Linked DNA regions of Homo sapiens: regions 2 and 3 are each linked to region 1. A link is a contact called in ENCODE Hi-C or POLR2A ChIA-PET data. All regions are on one chromosome and are shown on one strand. The core of a region is the stretch at or near the end of the contact, and the rest is flanking DNA. Distances in the headings are between cores, read along the strand shown.

The links. Hi-C counts contacts between places; a loop is a spot of excess contacts on that map. ChIA-PET counts read pairs that join two places held with the same protein, here RNA polymerase II (POLR2A). Pooled maps may share reads with other maps.
Region 2: a pooled map shows a loop between it and region 1 (3-fold over the local background). The contact joins two enhancer-like sites. A Hi-C loop is called at or near these places in 1 of 168 maps with a recorded cell type or tissue (endothelial cell of umbilical vein) and 6 of 50 pooled maps.
Region 3: a pooled map shows a loop between it and region 1 (4-fold over the local background). The contact joins two enhancer-like sites. A Hi-C loop is called at or near these places in 6 of 50 pooled maps. POLR2A ChIA-PET finds 5 or more read pairs at or near these places in 3 of 52 experiments (HCT116, Panc1 and endothelial cell of umbilical vein).

Annotation. Positions count from the first base shown.
Region 1 is chr1:91,927,588-91,931,484 of GRCh38, reverse strand. No RefSeq gene overlaps it. Among named protein-coding and RNA genes, the nearest start is that of BRDT, 20 kb to the left of the region's middle. Within about 2 kb of position 2,049, at least 2 of the 41 ENCODE cell types and tissues checked have a DNase peak (open chromatin) inside an H3K27ac peak, as active enhancers do.
Region 2 is chr1:91,698,490-91,702,386 of GRCh38, reverse strand. The region is part of intron 14 of TGFBR3 (transforming growth factor beta receptor 3); the gene reads left to right. Among named protein-coding and RNA genes, the nearest start is that of TGFBR3, 190 kb to the left of the region's middle. Within about 2 kb of position 2,647, at least 5 of the 41 ENCODE cell types and tissues checked have a DNase peak (open chromatin) inside an H3K27ac peak, as active enhancers do.
Region 3 is chr1:91,749,288-91,753,184 of GRCh38, reverse strand. All of the region lies in intron 4 of TGFBR3 (transforming growth factor beta receptor 3), which reads left to right. Among named protein-coding and RNA genes, the nearest start is that of TGFBR3, 130 kb to the left of the region's middle. RefSeq lists an enhancer at 1-249. Within about 2 kb of position 1,723, at least 14 of the 41 ENCODE cell types and tissues checked have a DNase peak (open chromatin) inside an H3K27ac peak, as active enhancers do.

The sequences.
Region 1 (3,897 bases), core at 800-3,299:
CTCCTGACCTCAGATGATCCCACCCACCTCGGCCTCCCAAAGTGCTGGGATTACAGACATGAGTGCCCAGCTAAAACATTTTTTTTTTAAAACCTGGATGTAGTGGCACACGCCTGTAGTCCCAGCTACTTGGGAGGCTGAGGCATGAGGACTGCTTGAACCCTGGAGTTCAAGGTTGTAGTGAGCTGTTACTGAGCCAGCCTGGGTGACAGACAGAATGAGAATCTGTTTCAAAAAACAAAACAAGGCCTGGCACCGTGGCTCACACCTATAGGCTGAGGCAGGTGGATCACCTGAGGTCAGGAGTTCGAGACTGGCCTGGCCAACATGGTGAAACCCCTGTCTCTACTAATAATACAAAAAAATTAGCTGGGCGTGGTGGCGCATGCCTGTAATCTCAGCTACTTGGGAGGCTGAGGCAGGAGAATCGCTTGAACCTGGGAGGCGGAGGTTGCAGTGAGCTAAGATTGTGCCACTGCACTCCAGCCTGGGCAACAAGAGTGAAACTCCGTCTCAAAAAACAAACAAACAAATAAAACAAAACAAAATAACAAAACAAAATTAAGAATTTCTGTTTGTCAATAGACATCTTTCTAAATGCAATGTATTATCATCCTGTGTTGGATCCTGGAACAGAAAAAAGACCATGTTTTCCCCCTGCCTCAGTGATAATAACAGGGTAGGCCAACTTCTCTCTTGGTCCATAGGAAAAGGGGGTATTCCTTTCTCTGTCTGTTCTCTGTAGTAATCTTTTTTTTTCCATAAAATCTTTCAGAAAAGATCTAGTAATTTTAGTAATACTTGAAGATTGACGGGAAACATACATTAACAATTTCTTTGTAGAACAAAAGTGATAGAAAACCTCAATTATCTGACATAAAAAAGGTGACACATCTTCATATCCCCAAATAGTTGCATCTTTTATTAGCCAGTACTATCCATGTAGGAGTCATATCTGACAAAAAAGTATAACTTTTAAAGACTAAAAACCAAGTCCAAAGCATATCAGTTTACACGCTCCTCCCCCACCACCACCAAATAAAAGACAAATGATTGTACCATCATTATTAGGAAAGATGGAATGATACCTTTCCATCACCCCACTCCCCTGTGCATGATTTCTCACTGGATGACTCTTCCTGTGCCCCTCCCCATCTCAGAATAGTCTGAATTCTGTCTGCTCTCTACGTGCCTCTTGCTCAGGTTTACAGGGTCAGGATTTCTTACCCTTGCCAAGCATTGGGCCCACTTAATTTGTCCTCAAGATACTGGTCAGTTACTCTCCTGTGGCCTAGCTACTTCTTTCCATCTTGCTGACCACCTAATTCCTAGATCTGCATCCTGCTTCTAGCCCATCATGATGATCTGTGTTCTCTTCATGGTCCCATGAGGCTCACTTCCAACCCTGCTTTGCAATTTTGAGAATTCCATAGGTCCACTGTCATTTTCCTGGTGGTGATGTGCAAAAGCAATGGACTAAAAACCCAAGGATCAGCCAGGTGCAGTGGCTCACGCCTGCAATCCCAACACTTTGGGAGGCTGAGGTGGGTGGATCACCTGAGGTCAGGAGTTGGAGACCAGCCTGGCCAACATGGTGAAACCCAGTCTCTACTAAAAATACAAAAAAGTATCTGGGCGTGGTGGCAGGCACCTGTAATTCCAGCTACTCGGGAGGCTGAGACCAGAGAATTGCTTGAACTGGGAGACAGAGGTTGCAGTGAGCCGAGACCACGCCGTTGCACTCCAGCCTGGGAAACAAGAGGGAAACTCCATCTCAGAAAACACAAAACAAAACAAAACAAAACAAAAACTCAGCGGTCTTTGTTCTAGGACCAGCTCTGTCACTAACCAGTGAAATCTTGATTGATCTGATTTTCCTCTTTTGTGAAACAGGAAACCTGGATTCAATCATCTCCAATTTTTCTTCCCCTTTAAAATTCTCTGAGTCTCTAATCCCAAGTATGGCCTCTTGACTCCTGGTCTTTCTTGGCTTTTGGCCCAGACCAAGATCACTGTTCCTGGACCCCAGCCCTGCCCTGTTTTCCCTGCCTCCATTCCTGCCTGACCCTGCATTCTTCTGCAGCCCGGCATTAGCATAGCTCCTCCTGCCAAATGCCACTGCCTTGTCTCCAGCTCTCCTTCAGAATTTGTACGTTTCCTTATGATATTATTTTATATGCATATGTTTTATCTCCTCAGTTGAATTATAGGTGACTTTAAAGCAGGAGCCCTGTCTTGTAACCTGCCTTTTCAGGTTACCTGCATATAGTGGACATTCAGGAAGTATTTATTTCTTCATTGAAGAGTGTCTTGAGAATTTATGTACTATTGTGAAAGCTTTCTTTTTTTCAGAGACAATCCTAAGTAAAAATAGCTTTGGTTTGCCTGATATAACTTGTTTCTCTCTCTCTCTCTCTCTCTTTTTTTTTTCATTTCTTTTCTTGGTTGTTTGTTTTGTTTTTGAGACAGTGTTGCCCAAGCTGGAGTGCAGTGGCGTGATCACAGCTCACTGCTGCCTCCATCTCCTGGGCTCAAGCGATCCTTCTGCCTCAGCCTCTCGAGTAGCTGGGACTACAGGTGTGTACCACCACACTCGGCTAATTTTTTTTATTTTTAATAGAGATGAGTCCTTACTATGTTGCACAGGCTGGTCTCATACTCCTGGGCTTAAGCAAACCTCCCGCCGTGGCCTCCCAAAGTGTTGGGATTATAGGCGTGAGCCACCATGTCCAGCCTGATGTAACTTGTTTCAGTGTAAAGATGCCATGCATTCTTTCTCTATAACCCTGAGTTCTCTTAAAAGAGCTGTTTTTATAAATATTTTGAACAATTTTATATTCTTATGGTAACCATTTCTCACCAGGCATTCTATTAAACTTGTCTCTCAGGTTATTTGGTATTATCTTTTGTTTGTGAGAGAGTTACCCAGGATTATAGGTCACTCCACTACTTAAAATCACACTGTGACTCCCATCTCACCTAGAAATCCCAATGCCAAGTCTGAAGTCCTAACCATGGCTACACCAAGCTGGCATCCCCACCACCTCTCTGACCTCGTCCCCTAAAACCCGCCTACTCACTCTGCTCCACTGGCTTCCTTGCTGCTTCCTTGCTGTTTTTCAATCACATCAAATATTTCCCAGCATCAGGAATTTGCCCCTTCTGTTTCCCCAGCCTGAAATACTCTCCCTGCACCCAGGCCTTCCCTGACAGCCCTGTCTGAAGTGGAGCACACATGGCCTTGCCAGTCACACTCGATTCCCCCTGCTCAACTCCATTTCTCTTCATTAAATTCATCATCAACTAACATATTTTGTATTTATCTGTTTATTGTTTATCTTCCCCACTATAATGTAAGCTCCATTGAAAGCAGGAACTTGTGCTGGCTTCTCTGCTGTATCCCCAGCAGAGTAGCTCCCAATAACTACTCTCATGTGCAATGAATATATGCTTGAAAAAAACCAGACCTGACTTGAAAAAATGTGGTGTTAGGCAGGTCATAAATTTTAGTTCAAGTAAATTTAAATTATCTAATTATGTTTCCGGTGCTGTGTTTTCCTACTGCATTAAAGATATAAAGTTAATAGATTCAGTAAATATTGAAATTAATTGGATAAATTGGGTGCCAGATGTGGTGGCTCATGCCTGTAATCTCAGCATTTTGAGAGGCCGTGGCGGGAGGATTGCTTGAGGCCAGGAACTTGAGACCAGCCTGACTAACATAGCAAGACCCTGTCTCTACAAAAAAAATTTTTTAATTAGCCAAGCGTGGTGGCATGGCACCTGTGGTCCCAGTTACCTGGGAGGCTGAGGTGGGAGGACCGCTTGAGCCCAGGAGATTGAGGCTTCAATAAGCTATGATCATACCACTGCACTCCAACCTGGGCAACAGAATGA
Region 2 (3,897 bases), core at 1,398-3,897, 230 kb after region 1:
GTGTGAGCCACCGCGCCCGGCGATTAGGTCATTTAGGAAGGCTACTCTGAAAATGGTGTGAAGGTTGCATTGCTGGGGAAAGTACTCAAGAATAAAATATACGTGATATTTGTGGTTATTTATTCAAAAAAATATGGTAGGTGTATAGTGGACAAATTATCTTGTCTTTAAGGCCTTTACAGCCTAGTGCAAAGTTTCTCAATCTCAGTACAATCAGTGTTTGGGCTGGAATACCCTTTGTAGTTGGGGGGCTGCCTGTGTGTTACAGGATGTTAAGCAGTGTCCCTGGTCTCTACCCACTACATGCTAGTAGCAACACCCTCCCACCACCAGCCCAGTTGTAACCATTCAAAATGTCTCTAGACGTTTCCAAATGTCCCCTGGAATAAAAATCACCCACCACGTGAGACACACTGGTCTAGTGGCAGGATACAGATAAGTGAACAAGTAATTGCAATGAATATCATAAATATTGAAAGAATCCAGAAAAAGGGTTCAGTTACAGTGACGTTAAGTTAGTAAAAACTCTGTCTTAAATGGGGCCTGCACAAAGACCTCCTGAGTCTCCAGGAGGAATCTTCCTCTCCCCATTCTTCTCTTTGCCAAATGCCAATAGATGTGGGTACCAGTTGGACGTCTTGTTTCACTGTGGGCCCACTCCGTCCTATGGTGCCTAGTACCAAATTGAGCACTAAAGGCCAAAAGCTGTGGTCAGTTACTCATGCATAACCCCAGAAATATCCCGTTTATGAAAACCATGCTGAACAATCTGAAGAGGGGAATTTTGGTTCTAGAGGTAGACCAAAATTTGCTCAGCGTATATGAAAAGATTTAATTCAGAACATTGATTATAGTTTGTCCTTTCTGTAAAGAAATCTTTATTGTTACAGTTCTCTTTACAGCAATAGCTAAGATTCCTTTCTTATAATCTTAATCTTATCCTTAAACCAAAAGTAAATATTGTTGAGTCCACTCTTTTCCTCTCAGCATGCCAACTCGATGGTAGGGTTCCGGTGGAGATCAAGCCATTTTAGTTATACTCAGGGGTTCTTAGGGATTCGGGAAGAGAAAAGTTCGAGGATAGAATTCTTTAACCTCAGTTCTGCAGCTTCTGCTTGTTATTGTTTGTGCTCAGAAATCACGAAGAGACTTCACCCAGGGGAAATGAACAACAACTGTTTCTGTTTAGCTCTGTGAGAAGGCTCCTATTTGGGGTGGGGGTAAAGGATTAGATCATAACAGAAATCCATTAAGAATTTTAAAACAATGCCATCCATCACACAGGCCTTACTATAAAACTTAAACTCTTACATGGGAGGTCTCCTTAGGAGAGAGTCATAATTTTTCAACCGCTTGGGGATTCTGAGTGAGAAAGTTTAACCATGGGTGGTTGATTGGATGGAATTATTCCCAGAAGTGTGTATATTTCTTACATGATGCATCTTGTAGCAACCTTTAAATGCCTTTGAACTTAGTTCAGGGAATCAAATACTACGTCTTGAAAGGAGAAGTTTGTGGGTAGATACTCTTCCTTCATAGAGTTCTTGGGAGTTTAAAATGAGACAATATAAGTGAAGGCCGAAGGCTTTTTGTCTATTGCAAAACACCATACAAATGTACAAATGTAAGGCATCATTGTTGTTATTGGTGCCAATGAGGCTGATGGGACCCAGCTCCCAGGGTAGTGCATTCTGTAGTTAGCGTAATTAGTGTGTGTTCTGCATACTGAATTAGATTTTCTTAAAAACATACAATCATTTTTATTTTCTTAGTAATTGTATTTAAGTATACTTTTGCATATATCCTCATTCCAGGGCCACTATGTTGCACAACTCCAGGGGGCACCATTCAATTGTGGTGGCTCTGATTCATCCAGTAGCATTCCTTCCCCTAGAGCCAGACATTGATAACTCATGTGGCCAGAATGTTGACCCACCCATCGGAGATGGTTAATCCTGAGAATTTACAATTCTGTTTTCTTTTATCCTGTCTAGCTTCTTTATTTTTATAGACATCAATTCAGATGCTGCTTGTTTGGGTCACATTTTCCCAAGTTCTTTTTGCTTCCCTGTGAATTCAGACATAAGGTGTGTGTTCCTTCTGTGGTGAATGAAAATGGAGATGAAAAGAGAGGTGCTAAACATGTATCACTTTTAAACTCCAAAGAGTAGGGTCAAGGTCTGTAGCAGGACTCAGCACACTTTTTCTGTAAGGGACCAGATAGTGATTATTTTTTATTTGTGGCTCATACAATCCCTGTCTCAACAACTCAACGCTGCTGTTACAGCATGAAAGCAGCCATAGACAGTATGTAAATAAGCATAGCTGCATCCATATAAAACTTCATTTATGGAGTCAATTTGAATTTCATATAATTTTCACGTCATGAAATATCCTTTTTTGATTTTTAAAAAATCATTTCAAAATATAAAATTCATTCTTAGCTCATGGGCCATACAAAAATAGGTGGTGGACCATAATATCTCAACCGCTGGTCTCAGCCTCACTGCTGAGGATAATGAGTAGCTGTGCACAAATAGTTACTTCATCAGTGCTTCCCCAGCTAGGGACAGAGCTACGCTCACCAGTCATTTAGCCTGCTAGGCAGAACTCTGGAATTCTGATTCAACTTCTGCCCTGATGCTTTCCAGCTGTGACCTTGGGCTCTAGTCACACGATATCAGAGTCTCAGGCTGCTCATTTCCAAAACAGTGATACAAAATTTTTTTCTGCCTTCTTCATGGCACTGGTGCAAACTGCATATGAACGTCTTCATAGTCTGATTGCTGGTTTCCTCTGTGGCCTCCATTTGCAAAAAGTACATTAACATTTTAATCATCCTTCACCAAACATTTCTGGAAGACCTATTCTATGCCAGTCTGAGCCCTTGGGGATATACAGATGACTGAGAACTAGACCTTGCCCTCACAGCAAAAAAAAAAAAAAAAAAAAAAAGCAAAAGAAAGAGAAAAAGAGAGAGAGAACTAGGAGGTATTGTGGCCCAAGTGTAACAGAGGAGGGATGGAATGAGCAAGGGTGGGAGAGACTAGCTCTGCTGGGATGGAGATGGAACAGTGGGAGACTCAGCAAAGGTCCCCCAGAGAAAATGCCAACAAAGCAGGTCTGGGGAGGAGGGTGTCTTGGGATGGCTTGCAAAGCATGATGACAAAGAGCAGCATAGAGAATTTGGGAAGCTTAAATTACTAAGTATGGGGAGCCCACCATGGGTGAAGGACTCCATCAGGAAAGGAGGCTGGAGAGAGAGGATAGAGAAGGGAGGGAGAACTTTGTGTGCCATGTTAAAGAGTGTGGATTTTTTTCCCTATAAAGGAAGGAGAGTCATCAAGGGGTTTAGTCAGGGTTATAACATGATCAGCTCTGGGCTCTAGAATATTCACTCTGGGGGCAAATGTGGAGGAGGAAATAATTGGGGGGAGGGTAGTGGTGGAGATAAGGGGGCCTCTGTGATAATCCTGATGAGCAATGAAGGGGAGTTAAACTATAGGATAATAGCACTAAGGCTAGGAGAACAAAGATACTTTTAGAAAATGTGTATATTAAATTAAAAGAATATTTTGAAGGCTGGGCGCAGTGGCTCGCGCCTATAGTCCCTCGGCCTTTGGGAGGTCGAGGCAGATGGATGGATTGCTTGAGCCCATGAGTTAGAGACCAGCCAGGGCAATGTGGTGAAATCCTGTCTTTACAAGAAATATAAAAATTAGCTGGTGTGGTGGCACATGCTTGTAGTTCCAGCTACTCGGGAGGCTAAAATGGAAGGATTGCCTGGGAGGCGGAGGCTGCAGTGAGCTGAGGGCGCCACTGCCCTCCAGCCTGAGCAACAAAGTGAGACCCTCAAAAAAAAAAAAAAAAAAAGAATATTTTGAAAGCAGAATAATA
Region 3 (3,897 bases), core at 474-2,973, 180 kb after region 1:
CAAACTCCTGGTCTCAAGTGATGCACCCACTTTGGCCTCCCAAAGTGCTGGGTTTATAGGCGCGAGCCACAGTGCTGGGCAGGGACTAGGTTTTTAAATGTATCTTTTTACTTTATTCCATGTACCTGATTTTTTTTTCTTTTTTTCTTTTTTTTTTTGAGAGAGGGTCTGGCTCTGTAGCCCAAGCTAGAGTTCAGTGGCATGATCTCGGCTCACTGTAACCTCTGCTGCCTGGGCTCAAACCATCCTCTCACCTCAGCCTCCCGAGTAGCTGGGATTACAGGCATGTACCCCCACACCCAGCTAATTTTTGACTTTTTTTTTTGTAAAGATGGGGTTTCACTTTGTTGCCCAGGCTGGTCTTAAACTCTTGGGCTGAAGCCGTCCACCTGCCTTGGCCTCCCAAAGTACTGGGATTACAGGTGTGAGCCACTATGCCCGGCCTCTAATTTTTTTTTTTTAATCTTGCTTTATTTGTATTCCAAACTTGAGCATTCTCTCCTGCAAGGTCTGTAGACTTGGAGCCCTAGGACAAGCAGACGTTTTCAAGATGAGACCCTAGTGCCTGGCTTTTAATAACCTAAAATACCTAGTCCAGAGGCCTTGGCCAGCTTACTTATGTCAGGCTTAGTCACTTTGCATGCTCATAAGGAAAAAAGGGTATCTAAGATTAGAAGTTTCAAGAAATAAGCAGCTTCTTCCAACCTCATTCACTCTCGATATTACTGTGCTGTGATCTATTTTTTTCTAGCCATTTATCATTAAAATCAGAGAGCAAATGTATGTGAATGTGTGTATGTTTGAGTGGGGGATGGGGCATAGAAGGGGATTTTGGTCTTTGAGGTACAATTGCTGGAGCTGGCATATAAAAATAGAGGATGCCCAATTAAAGTTGAATTTCAGATAAATAACAAATCATTTTGTTAGTGTGCCCATGTAGTATATGGGACATAACATATACTGAAAAAGTATTCATTGTTTACCTGAAATTCAACTTTAACTGGGTGTCCTGTACTTTATTGGGCAGCTCTACTCGGAGGTAATTCAGGTTTTTGTTTCCAGTTAACACCCTGGCCTGGGTGTTAGGAGGCCTGAGTACTAGTCTTGGCTCTGCCACTAACTAGTTATATACATCATCGGGAAAAAAAATCACTTAACTACTCAGACCTCGTTTCCTCATTTCTAAAATGAGGGGATCGTACTAGCTCATCTCTAAAGTTCCTCCCAGCTTTTAAACTCTGTGATTCTTTGATAGTACGACTGCTAGATGTTATATCCCAATTTAATTTGGAACAGAAACTGGCAAATTGAGCATTGCCTCTTCAGCAAATCCAAGTAAATATCAAGGCAGGGCAGTTGCAATAAATGACAGAAACTAAACTCTATGCTATTAGCTTTGGATTAAAAACAAATCAAAACTTAATCCTAATGAAAAATGTAAATTAATAAATTTAAAACCAGTTTTGTATTTTCAAGAAGCGGGGAGGGATGGGTGAAGAAGCTGGAGCTGCCAACATCTAGTTTATTCCTTTTACTTAAACTAGAGGCATTAAAAAAAAAAAGGTCCAAATATTTTGGGCCTCTGCCACCAAACCACAGGCAGTTCTCTGGTCTGCACTGGAGTTTGGATGACTGACAAGACTCAGTGAAAAACAAGTGCTATTTGTTTTCCTGTGCCTAGTATTTAACTGGAAATCAGAAGGCTAAATTTCCAATCAGTTGCTAAATAGCCCCAGATGTGTGCTCAGTGCAGCACTAGGAAGGGACACGCACAGCCCATACCACCGTGCATGTCCAGCTGTTACCTTTTCATGAAGCCAAGTGATGTGTAACTGAGGGTTGTAGTGTCTGTCCAAAAACGCCCTAAGAATAACTCAGACATTCAAGTTTGCTTGTGGAGAAGGGAACTTTTTTTAAAAAAAATTCTGTATTCTATTGTGTTACATTTAAAAATCTGGAAATAATTTTTTTCTTTGCTAATTTCCTTCTTTCCCTTCTTTGGCAGTTCCCCCACCCCCATGTTTAGAAAAAAACACAGAATTAGCATACCGGGTATGATGGTTTATGTATGTGCTTGTTCATTCATCCAACACACAGTTTTTAGTGCCTGACTGTGAACTGTGCTAGCTGTGGAGGATCTAGGGAAAACTGGGGTGAATTGCCTGTCGTCAGGGAGCTTCCCATTGTGTGGGAGAGCTGATTGAAAAATTGGGAATTGCAGTTTAGTGTGCTAAGTACTATTACGCTAAATAATAGTGAAAATTGGAGAAGATGAGAATAGTAGAAATTGGAGAAAATGAGAATTCTCTTCTTCCAAATGCAATCAAGGCAGCTTCCTGCATGAGGTTGGCTCTGGAGAACAGCATGTGGCAAATGGGTCAAGGTTGCAGACACAAACACAGCTCTTGGCTCGGCCAGAAGCATTACCCCTGTATTCCAGGGACCCGGATATACCAGTTTGTGTTTTGCAGTGAGGTCTTTCCCCAGATAAATTCTCTCTTGAAGGGAGATTAAATAACTAAATGTTTCAAGATTGCTGGTGGTTCTTCTTCTTTTTTTAAATGTCTCTTGTGGAATGACTCATTGTGTCCTGTGGGATATTCCAAGTGGTTGTGTACCATGCATTTTTATTCCGGAGTCTGCTCATCTGTTGGTTTTGTGGCTTGTCCTTAAGGGCCTTAATTATATGGGTCTTGATCCTCTCATGAACTAGGGTCAGTCAACTACCCTAGTTCAAACAAGTCATTCCTGTTTCCTAGGAATAGGAGTTTTTGGCCCTATTGTGGCCATTGAGCTCTTCCTAAATGTCACTATGGCAATTAGAACATTGGAAAGAGCCCAGTTTCAACTGGTAAACCTGGTCCAGAAGGGGTTTTTGAAAGACTCCCTGGGATTTATTCTAACTTGCTAGGTTAAGGCTGGTGAATGTTGTGAGTGAGTGAATGGCCCGTGGCCCCTGGGAGATTTGCCTGGGTGTATTTTTCCTGAGGAAGACCTACTGTCCAGGAGGGTTCACGCAAGTGTAGACTTTTCCTGGCTCTGGCTGGACTTGCGTCATGTCTGTGTGCAGGCATGGGTTGCAGCCCTGTGAAGGCTTTGCTTTCATTCAACAAATTGAGGTCAAATAAACTCACTTTCACTGAGGAGGCAAGGTTGGTGTTTCTTCGTGTGGAGTCCCATAACGTCTTTTAAGGCTTTATTGTCTAAGGCTAATCTGGTAATCAGATGCATCTGCCCTTCCCAAGTGTTGGGCAATTGTATCAAATGTCACATCTCTGGTGCCCTTTGTTGACGTGGTGGCCAGCCTCCAGAGAGCTGTTCGGTAGAAAAAGTGACTGTTTTGTTAAGGAAGGTTGCAGAATATTTTATTTCCATGTAATAGGAGGGGAAAGAAACCCCAACTGTCTACCAGGAGACTCTGGGAGGCTGACTTGAAGGCTGTGGCTGTGCCTTGTTCCGCTCATAAATTATAGACAGTGATGCCTTTGGTAAGGGTTCTCCACAGGTGACCTACACTCTCCATCTCAGAAAGCAACTCCAGGATGGTCCAACTCCTTCCTGGACACAGGTTGTTGGGTTTATTTGAGGCAAATTGGTTCTTGCACCTCGAGTCCACATTATCTAACTCTAGCTTGGAAGCTACTTCTGATTTCGCAGGGGAGGAAGGAGTCCCTTTAGCCTTCTAATTTCTGTGTCTAGGATAGAATTTGCTTTTCTCAAGATCTGCTTTTGCCTTTTGTTCCTAACACTGTATCCTTAGATGACCCAGGGTCTTTGTTGCAACTGTGGGTCCTTAATGCCACTGTGCTAGGGAGTCACCATTGGTTTGCCTCTGCCTTGTCCCACTGAGGTGGTGAATGACACAGTGTATACCTGGAAGTCAGGGGGTCTTCCGTC